Linked DNA regions of Homo sapiens: region 2 is linked to region 1. Evidence: read pairs that join two places in POLR2A ChIA-PET (ENCODE). Cell type or tissue: PC-9. All regions are shown on one strand.

Evidence for each region. Peaks named below come from ENCODE experiments on the same cell type or tissue, not always from the same donor. Only the 100,000 strongest peaks of a DNase experiment are listed, where the experiment ranks them.
Region 2: POLR2A ChIA-PET joins it to region 1 with 5 read pairs; 3 of 35 experiments call an interaction of 5 or more read pairs at or near these places.

What each region holds. Positions count from the first base shown.
Region 1 is chr1:45,577,877-45,582,876 of GRCh38, forward strand. No RefSeq gene overlaps it. Among named protein-coding and RNA genes, the nearest start is that of NASP, 3.7 kb to the right of the region's middle. RefSeq lists an enhancer at 4,781-4,830. In PC-9, no CTCF peak of the experiment used is centred here; no DNase peak of the experiment used is centred here.
Region 2 is chr1:45,442,306-45,447,305 of GRCh38, forward strand. All of the region lies in intron 2 of TESK2 (testis associated actin remodelling kinase 2), which reads right to left. Among named protein-coding and RNA genes, the nearest start is that of TESK2, 46 kb to the right of the region's middle. RefSeq lists a silencer at 1,131-1,360. In PC-9, no CTCF peak of the experiment used is centred here; DNase peaks (open chromatin) are centred at 66 and 2,716; H3K27ac peaks cover 898 bases.

The sequences.
Region 1 (5,000 bases):
AGCGAGACTTCGTCTCAAAAACAAAACAAAACAAAACAAAACAAAAAAAAAACATGCTCCAGATTTTGTTCAGAAGAGTATACCTTACTCCTCATGCCTGTAATCCCAGCACTTTGGGAGGCCGAGGCTGGCGGATCACAAGGTCAGGAGATTGAGACCATCCTGGCTAACACAGTGAAACCCCGTCTCTACTGAAAATACAAAAAAAATAGCCAGGCCTGGTGGCGGGTGCCTGTAGTCCCAGCTACTCGGGAGGCTGAGGCAGGAGAACAGTGTGAACCTGGGAGGCGGAGCTTGCAGTGAGCTGAGATTGTGCCACTGCACTCCAGCCTGGGAGACAGAGCGAGACTCCATCTCAAAAAAAAAAAAAAAAAGAGGATACCTTACTCAATTTATTAAAGGACATAAATAGCTCAAAGTAAGTTTCCTTGACTCTGAAAAACAAAATAAGGATCAGCAATATTCCAAGCAAAAGTTAAAAAGTTTGCTTCAGTTTCTTGAGTACATTCAGTTAACTCTTGTTTTACTTGATATTTGTGAACATTTTAGCTCTTCATGAGTCCTGTACGTTTTTCCTTTATTCCAATGTCACAATCTCCAAAGTTATCAGAAACCTGTATTTGAGAGCACCTGTCAAAGTTCTATAGCTTATTATAAACCTTGTTTTGAAAAGGATTAAAACGAAACAACAATTGTCTGTGAATAACAAAATGTTCAGTGTAGTTACAGTTAGAAGCACAATTGACAAAGAAGTTTGATTATCTCCGTGGTTTACAAAAACTTAACAACCTTAATTATGATTGATAGCATATACTCAGACATTAGAATTTTAGAAATTCCATACAATTTTGGAACATGTATTATTCACCAAAATGTAACCTAAAGAAGATTGAACACAGTATCAAGTACCTAAATGTTTCAAATAATCCTGTTTAGCTCTCTTTTCTGGACACTCTAGGGGCCCTTCTGAAGTATTCGAAAAGCCAGGTGTCAGGAAAGACAATTTTGAAACTGAAGTTTTATTTTGGAAAGCCTGTTAAATATGTTAGAGGTTTGAAACACTTAAAATAGAATTCCAGATTACAATAAATTATTTATTTTGCCAAAATAATGACTCAGAAACATAAAAAGAAAAAAAAAAAACCTTTTATAAGCCTTTACAAATTTTGCCAAAGAGCAGATTAGTGCCTTAAGAGTACCTTATTGTGCTTTTATTTCAATGTTCAATTTACAGAAAAATCATACAATACACTTTTGAATTTAGTCAATATGTTCACACAGATAATTTCTTTGCAAGATTAATTTTTTTTTTTTTGAGATGGAGATGGAGTCTCACTCTATCACCCAGGCTAGAGTGCAGTGGCATGATTCCAGCTCACTGCAACCTCTGTCTCACGGTTCAAGCAATTCTTGTGTCTCAGAGTCCCGAGTAGCTGGGACTACAGGTGCCTGCCACAATGCCAAGCTAATTTTTGTATTTTTAGTAGAGACCAAAAAGCAGTTTATAACCATAAAACATTTAGCCAACCTGGTATCTGACCTGCATAATTTAGTCCAACTATTTTTTTTTTTTTTAAGACAAAGTTTTGCTTTGTTGCCCAGGATGCAGTGCAGTGGCACGATCTCGACTCACTGCAACCTCTGCCTCCTGGATTCAAGCAATTCTCCTGCCTCAGCCTCCTAAGTAGCTGGGACTACAGGAGCACGCCACCATGCCCAGCTAATTTTTTGTATTTTAGTAGAGATGGGGTTTCACCCTGATGCCCAGGCTGGTCTTGAACTCCTGAGCTCAGGCAATCCGCTCACCTCAGCCTCCCAAAGTGCTGGGATTACAGGCGTGAGCCACTGCACTCGGCCCAGTCCACTTATTTATATTTTGATGACATTGGCTTTTTACCAATAATCTTTAAGGCTGTTTTCATTTCTCAAAGATTAAAGTCAGGTGAACTGAAAAGTATCACAGGTTTTATCTTTCCTTTTATTTTTTTTGAGATGGAGTTTCGCTCTTGTTATCCAGGCTTGAGTGCAATGGCACAATCTCAGCTCACCGCAACCTCCACCTCCCAGGTTCAACTGAGTCTCCTGCCTCAGCTTCCCAAGTAGCTGGGATTACAGGCATGGGCCACCAAGCCTGGCTAATTTTGTATTTTTAGTAGAGATGGGGTATGTCCATGTTGGTCAGGCTGGTCTCGAACTCCTGACTTCAGGTGATCCGCCCGCCTTGGCTTCCCAAAGTGCTGGGATTACAGGCGTGAGCCACCACACCCAGCCTATCTTCCCTTTAATAAATATTTGATCCAAGTGCTTATCTTCCTTTAGGCCAATTAATTAGAGCTATTTCTATAGACGTCACACACAACACGTATATAACTCCACGGACAGGCAGAAGAAAACCCAGCCCCCACAAGATCCTTCATTTGCCAATCTCCTATTTGGACCATTGGCCTTTGAGGACTTTTAATTCCTGGGGTTACATGAGGAAAACAGGCCGGGCATGGTGGCTTATGCCTGTAATCCTAGCACTTTGGGAGGCCAAGGTGGGTGGATCAGCTGAGGTCGGGAGTTCAAGACCAGCCTGGCCAACGTGGTGAAACCCCATCTCTACGAAAACTACAAAAATTAGCTGTGCACGGTGGTGCTCGCCTGTAATGCTAGCTACTCAGGAGGCTGAGGCAGGATAATCACTTGAACCCAGGAGGTGGAGATTGCAGTGAGCTGAGATCATGACAGCACACTCCAGCCTGGGCGACAGAGTGAGACTCTGTCTCAAAAAAAATTTAAAAAGTACATGGATTTAAAATATACTTATTTTTTAAAATTTTTATTTTTTGTTTTTTTGAGATGGAATCTCACTCTGTTGCCCAGGCTGGAGTGCAGTGGTGCAATCTCGACTCACTGCAACCTCCGCCTCCTAGGTTCAAGCGATTCTCCTGCCTTAGCCTCCTGAGTAGCTAGGATTATAGGCGCCCACCACCATGCCCGGCTAATTTTTGTACTTTTAGTAGAGACGGGGTTTCACCATGTTGGCCAGGCTGGTCTCAAACTCCTGACCTCAGGTGATCTGCCTGCCTCGGCCTCTCAAAGTGCTGGGATTACAGGCGTGAGCCACCCTGCCTGGCCTTATTTTTATTTATTTATTATTTATTTATTTTTGAGACAGAGTCTCACTCTGTCACCCAGGCTGGAGTACAGTGGTGCGATCTCAGCTCACTGCAACCTCCACCTCCTGGGTTTAAGTGATTCTCCTGCCTCAGCCTCCTGAGTAGCTGGGACTACAGGCCCCCACCACCATGTCCGGCTAATTTTTGAATTTTTAGTAGAGATGGGTTTTTACCATGTTGGCTAGGATGGTCTTGATCTCCTGACCGTGTGATGCACCCGCCTTGGCCTCCCAAAGTGTTGGGATTACAGGCGTGAGCCACTGTGCCCAGCTATTCATTTTATTTTATTTATTTATTTTTTGAGATGAAGTCTCGCTCTGTTGCCAGGCTGGAGTGCAGTTGCACGATGTCGGCTCACTGCAAACTGCCTCCCAGGTTCAAGCGATTCTCCTGCCTCAGCCTCCCGAAGTAGCTGAGATTTCAGGCGCCTGCCACCACGCCTGCCTAATTTTTGTATTTTTAGTAGAGATGGGGTTTCACCAGGGGATCCAGGCTGGTCTCAAACTCCTGACCTCAGGTGATCTGCCCGCCTCGGCCTCCCAAAGTGCTGGGATTACAGGAGTGAGCCACCGCGCCCGGCCTGCATCCAGCTATTTATTTTTTTTTGAGATGGAGACTCACCATCGCCCAGGCTGGAGTGTAGTAGTGCAATCTCAGCTCACTGCAACCTCCAACTCCTGGGTTCAAGTGGGTCTCTTGCCTCAGCCTCCCAAGTAGCTGGGATTACAGGAGCCTGCCACCACTCCCGGCTAATTTTTGTATTTTTAGTAGAGATGGTGTTTCACTATGTTCGCTAAGCTGGTCTCGAACTCCTGACTTCAAGTGATCCGCCTGCCTCAGCCTCCCAAAGTGCTGGGATAACAGGCACCTGCTACCACGCCCAGCCTAAAATATATTTTAAAATATATTTCTCTGAGTTCCTCAAGGTAGAGTCCATGTCTTTTGTCCCCAGAACCTAGTACAAAGTCTTGTACCTCAAAGTTGCTCAGTGAATATTAATTTAATGGATGAATCGGTCACACCAGTAATTGCAGAGGTTTTCTCAGGCCCTAGCCCTGGCTGCAAGGACTTTGGAGAGATCTCCCCTCCCAACACCCTCCATTTACCACATCATCAGACTGTGGTAGCCATTCAATGAGTGCTTAGCGTGAATTCTACACAGTGCTAATTACCTGTAATTCTCACAATGTCCTTAAGCGGTGGCTACTAATATGTCTTCATTTTACACTTAACCTTAATCCCAGCTACTCGATTACAATCCGGGTTACGTGACCTGGCTCACGTCACCTAGCTAATAATGGAAGAGCCCATGTATGTTTGCCATAGGAATTGGCATTTTCACGTCCAGCTCTCTAGCCCCAAAGATTTCAACCTCTTCGAGCCTTGACAGATTGGAATAAGAATCCTCTCCAGGAATCTTTCCCAATATGCTGGAACCTAAAGGGAAATAAAAACCCCTACTCCGATCAGCGTAGACTGGGCCATGGTGAAAAGGAATGGATGATACTCCAGGTGTGAGGAATTGCAGCTTTTTAGCCTGCCAGTTATTTTTCACTCAGCCATTTGCAGGAAATGAGGCACACTGCTTTCCATAACTGATTTGTCTTGCAACTTTCTGAACAAGTCACAGCTTCCCCTTTTTTTTTTTTTTGAGACGGAGTCTCGCTCTGTTGCCCAGGCTGCAGTGCAGTGGCGAGATCTCGGCTCACTGCAACCTTTGCCTCCCGGGTTCAAGTGATTCTCCTGCCTTAGCCTCCCGAGTAGCTGGGATTACAGGAGCCTGCCACCACACCTGGCTAATTTTCGTATTTTTAGTAGAGACGGGGTTTCACCATGTTG
Region 2 (5,000 bases), 140 kb before region 1:
TAAATTTACATTGATACTTTGCTGTGGGATGGGATTCCAGGTTTTATAGTTTTCACAATACATACCAACAGACTTACATCATGGGTAATGACGTGTACTTGAATTATCTCATGAGACTAGAACAATCATTTTCTTACAAGATTTCAAGGAAGGAGACTTTCTAGGAAGTTTCCAATTATACTCCCAAACAAAACTAGGACTATTATAAAAAGAAAGCAAGAGCCTTTTACTGTATCCCAACAGAACCACTCTTTTTTCTTTTTGACATCCTCAACAGAAGCACTCTTAATTTGAAACATTAAACAGGTTGTCGGCCACTGCTACGCTGCAGCTGAAAAGCTTTTCCACTTACTAGAGGGTAGAAGCTGGCACAATTATTCCATTTGCTTTTATTTTCACAACTGCACACACATGTGCCACTTCCACTTCCACATACTTCAGTTCTTCCCTAAATAAATTTCACTAACATCCAAATCGTTCCAATTTTCTTTTTTCTTTTTGAGACAGTCTCTCTCTATCACCCAGGCTGGAGTGCAGTGGCGTGATCTCGGCTTACTGCAACCTCCACCTCCTGGGTTCAAGCAATTCTCCTGCCTCAGCCTCCCAAGTAGCTGGGACTACAGGCATGTGCCATCGCACCTGGCTAATTTTAGTATTTTTAGTAATGACGGGGTTTCAGTATGTTGGCCAGGCTGGTCTTGAACTCCTGAGCGCAGGTGATCTGCCTTTCTTGGCAAAGTTCTGGGATTACAGGAGTAAGCCAACATATCCGGCCTACTTTCATTATTTCTAAGAAGCTAAACACACTTAAAAGAGGAGATTTTCTGTAATCTCAGCACTTTGTGTGGCCAAGGTGGGGGGATCACTTGAGACCTGGCGTGAACCACTGTGCCCGGCCAACTAAGGTCTATTTTTAAGGATGACCAGATGATCCTAAATTCCAAAACTAAATTATTTTAAAGGAAGACAAATAAACTGGCCGGGCATGGTGGTTCATGCCTGTAATCCCAACACTTTGGGAGACCAAGGCAGGAGGATCGCTTGAGGTCAAGAGTTTGAGACCAGCCTGGCCAACATGGCAAAACCCCATCTCTACTAAAAAATACAAAAAAAAAATTAGCCGAACATGTGGTGCATGCCTGTGGTCCCAGCTACTCGAGAGGCTGAGGCAGGATAATCGCTTGAACCCGGAAGGTGGAGTTTGCAGTGAGTTAAGATCACGCCACTGTACTCCAGCCTGGGTGGCAGAGCGAGATCCATCGCAAAAAAAAAAAAAAAAAAAAAAAAAAAGGCATACAAATAAACTACATAAATCCACACTCTAATTGTAAAGTAATCCATCAACCAATCTTTATTTTGCTATCTAGGACAACTAAAAGTCCTTAAGTTACCTGCACTAGAAGTCAAATATTTCCTTTTATCACCACTGATATACTTTTTATTTAACCTGACCTTTAAAGCTCGATAATCATCTGTACTTTGTAATCAAAGATAAAACTAAACATCACCTACCGGTGCACTACAGCTATTAGATCAGGAGTCGGCAATTTTTTCTGTAAAGGGTAAAACAGTAAATATCTTAGGCTTTGAAGGCCAGGTACAGTGGCTCATGCCCGTAATCTCAATGCTTTGAGAGGCCAAGGTGGGAGGATTGCTTGAGGCAGGAGTTTGACACCAGCCTAGGCAACATAGCGATACACTATCTCTACAAAAAAATTTAAAAATTAGCCGGGTGTGGTGGCACATGCCTGCAGTCCTATCTACTTGTGAAGCTAAGATGGGAGGATCCCTTGAGCTCAGGAGTTCAAAGTTACAGTGAGTTATGATCATGCTACTGCACTCCAGCCTGTGTGACAAAATGAGACTCTATTAAAAAAAAAAAAAAAAGGCTTTGAGGGCCATATGGTCTCTGTTACAAAGTACTCGATGAGTACAGATGTGTTCCAATAAAACTTTATTTCTAAAACTTTGGTCCAAGGGCTGTAGTTTACCAAATACTGTATCAGACTATATTATATGCAACCAAAAATAAACAGACCTATTCCCCCCTTTCCCATTGATAATGTTTTCACCATAAAATTAAACAATTACTTTCTAAAATACCACAAAATACATTTAACTAGCTTTCTTCTATTTTGTAATAGGCATTCATAGTGGGATAATGCTATCCCTATTGCCTCAAATGAGGAATAACAGCCAACTATGAGATTCAGGTTTAGGATTCAGATTTGAACCACACACACTGTACAGAAAGACTGAGCCAATAAATAAAAATAAAGCATTTAGGTTCACATCCAGAATCTATTTGACCCCAGCAGAGGCAAAAGTTAGTTCACCATATTGGAACATATCCACAACCTAGAATAAAATAACTCCCAGGGAAAATGAAACCGCTTTTGCAAAATTGTAACAGTAAGAGAAATCTAACATCGCTGACTCCATCTTGCTTCTAACCACATAAGCTAAACTGTCCCTGTCCATATCCGGGCATAAGCCAAGCTAACTATGGGAGGAATTTAGCTCATGGTTTAACTTTAAAACAAAGATGATAACAGTCCCTTCAGGAAACTAACCCCCTGCTTGCTTGGGGATGAAACTGCCTTTATAAAACTAACAGACTGGCCACACAGTTAGAATTATGGTTCAGGGGTCATGCAGCCAGAGGTCACAAGATTTGTAACTTCCCCAATTGCTCCTACAGATAACATCACTATTGCAAAACCTAAGACTGGTGTTTGAGTATTTTTCGGACCTTGCATTCTGATGCATCAGATGGCACCACCTGGATTGGCAACCTATAACGAGAAACCAGCTTGACTGGTCTTGTGACACCCCCAACCACCACCATCTAGTAACTAACTCAGTGAAAGAAGGCAGTTTCAACCCACTATGATCTCAACCTTGACCCAACCAATCAGCACTCCCCAATCCCTAGCCCCCTGCCTGCCAAACTATCCTCGAAAAACCCTAGCCTCTAAATTCTTGGGGAGATAGACTTGAGAAATAGCTCTCATTCTCATTGCTTGGCTTGCTCTGTGATTATTAAATTATTTCTCTGCTGCAACTCCTGCTGTTCTCAATTTATTGGCTTTTCTGGGAAATGGGTAAGAAGAACCAGTTGGACAATTACAAAAACATCTACCCTTGAAGATGGGCTTTCAATAAAAAATTAAAACTCAAAGTAGAAACAAAAAGCCACGACCAGGTGCAGTGGCTCACACTTGTAATCCCAACACTTTGGGAGGCTGAGGTGGGAGGATCACTTGAGGCCAGGAATTCAAGACCAGCCTGGGCAACATAATGAGACCCTGTCTCTACCAAAAAAAAAAAAAAAAAAAAAATCAGTGGGCATGGCAGCATGCACCTGTGATCCCAGATACTTGGGAGGCTGAGGCAGGAAGGTCACCTGAGCCCAGGAAGTCAAGGCCACACTAAGCCATGATCACATCACCACACTGCAAACTAGGTGACAGAGCAAGACCCTGTCTCCAAGAAATAAATAAACCATGAAGAAGTACCAGTAAACACAATTAATAGCAGGACTTATGATCTACACTCTAAGAGTTGCAACTAATCTGAAAAGTATATAACAAAAAAAATTTTAAAGGTCAAATTTTACTCAGCTCTTTGCAAGTATATTAGAAAAGTTGTAAGAAATTATAATTTTCTAGTAAAATATAATTTACAAAAATTGTCCTCAGGAGAAACAAAAACTTAAGTAGACCAATTATCCTAGAAGAATAGGAAAAGTTTTCCAAGTACTTGGCACAGAATTTCACAGTGGAATTCTACCAAATATTTAAGAAATAAATCATTTTAATACCACTTAAGCTGTTTCAAAGCATAGAAGAAAAAAAACTTCCTTTTTTTTTTTTTTAGACAGGGTCTCACTATTCTGCCCAGGATAGCTCAAGATATCCAAGGTAGGCGGATCACTTGAGGCCAGGAGTTTGAACCAGCATGGGCAACATAGTGAGACTCCATCTCTACAAAAAAGTCAAAAAAATTAGCTGGGTATATTGTTGCACATCTGTAGGCCTAGCTACTCAGGAGGCTGAGGCAGGAGGATCCCTTGAGCCAAGGAGCTGGAAGCACCAGGGAGCTATGATCGTACTACTGCACTCCAGCCTGGGCAACAGAAAGAGACCCTGTCGTCTCTAAAAAAATTTTAAATAAAAATAAAAAAGAGGAAACATTAAAGCTTAAATGCATATATTAGAAAATATGAAATATTAGGAAAAACTGAGATAAGAATAACATTCCAGATCCTAGAGAAAGAACAAAAAAATAGGACCAAGAAAGTAGGCAAAAGAAAGTAACCGAAGATAGAATTAGAAAACAATGAACTATAAAATGCATACAAACAGTAGGTAATCAGTACAATCAAAGAGTAATTATTTGACTGTCAGGTTCTGCCCAGGGTAAAGCTATCAGCAGGCTTGGCAAATATACAAAGTCAAACTTCCCTAAGGCAGGTACAGGGCAAAACCAAATACCCCTGCCTCCATAATCCATTTTTTAAGCTTTCCATTTATCAGTAAACAACAGCTAGTTTAAAAAAGAAAGAAGGGGTATCCTTTGAAAGAAAACATAAATTTGTGTTAAGTGTGATTTTTTAAAATGGGGCCTCAGCCAGGTACAGTTGTTCACACCTATAATCCCAGTACTTTGGGAAGCCAAGGTAGGGGGATCATGTAAGCCCAGGAGTTAGAGACCAGCCTGGGCAACATAGTGAGACCTCAACTCTACAAATAATTTTAAAAATTAGCCAGGCACGGTAATATGCTAGTAGTCCCAGATACTCAGGAGGCTGAAGCAAGAAGATCTCCTGAGCCCAGGAGTTCAAGGCTGCAGTGAGCCAAGATAGTGCCACTGCACTCCAGACTAGGTGACTGAGTGAGGTCTATCTCAAAAACAACAAAAAATGAAATTTAAAAATATAATTGCTTCTTTCACAGTAACACTTAGCTTAAAACACAAACACATTTACCAAGCTGTAC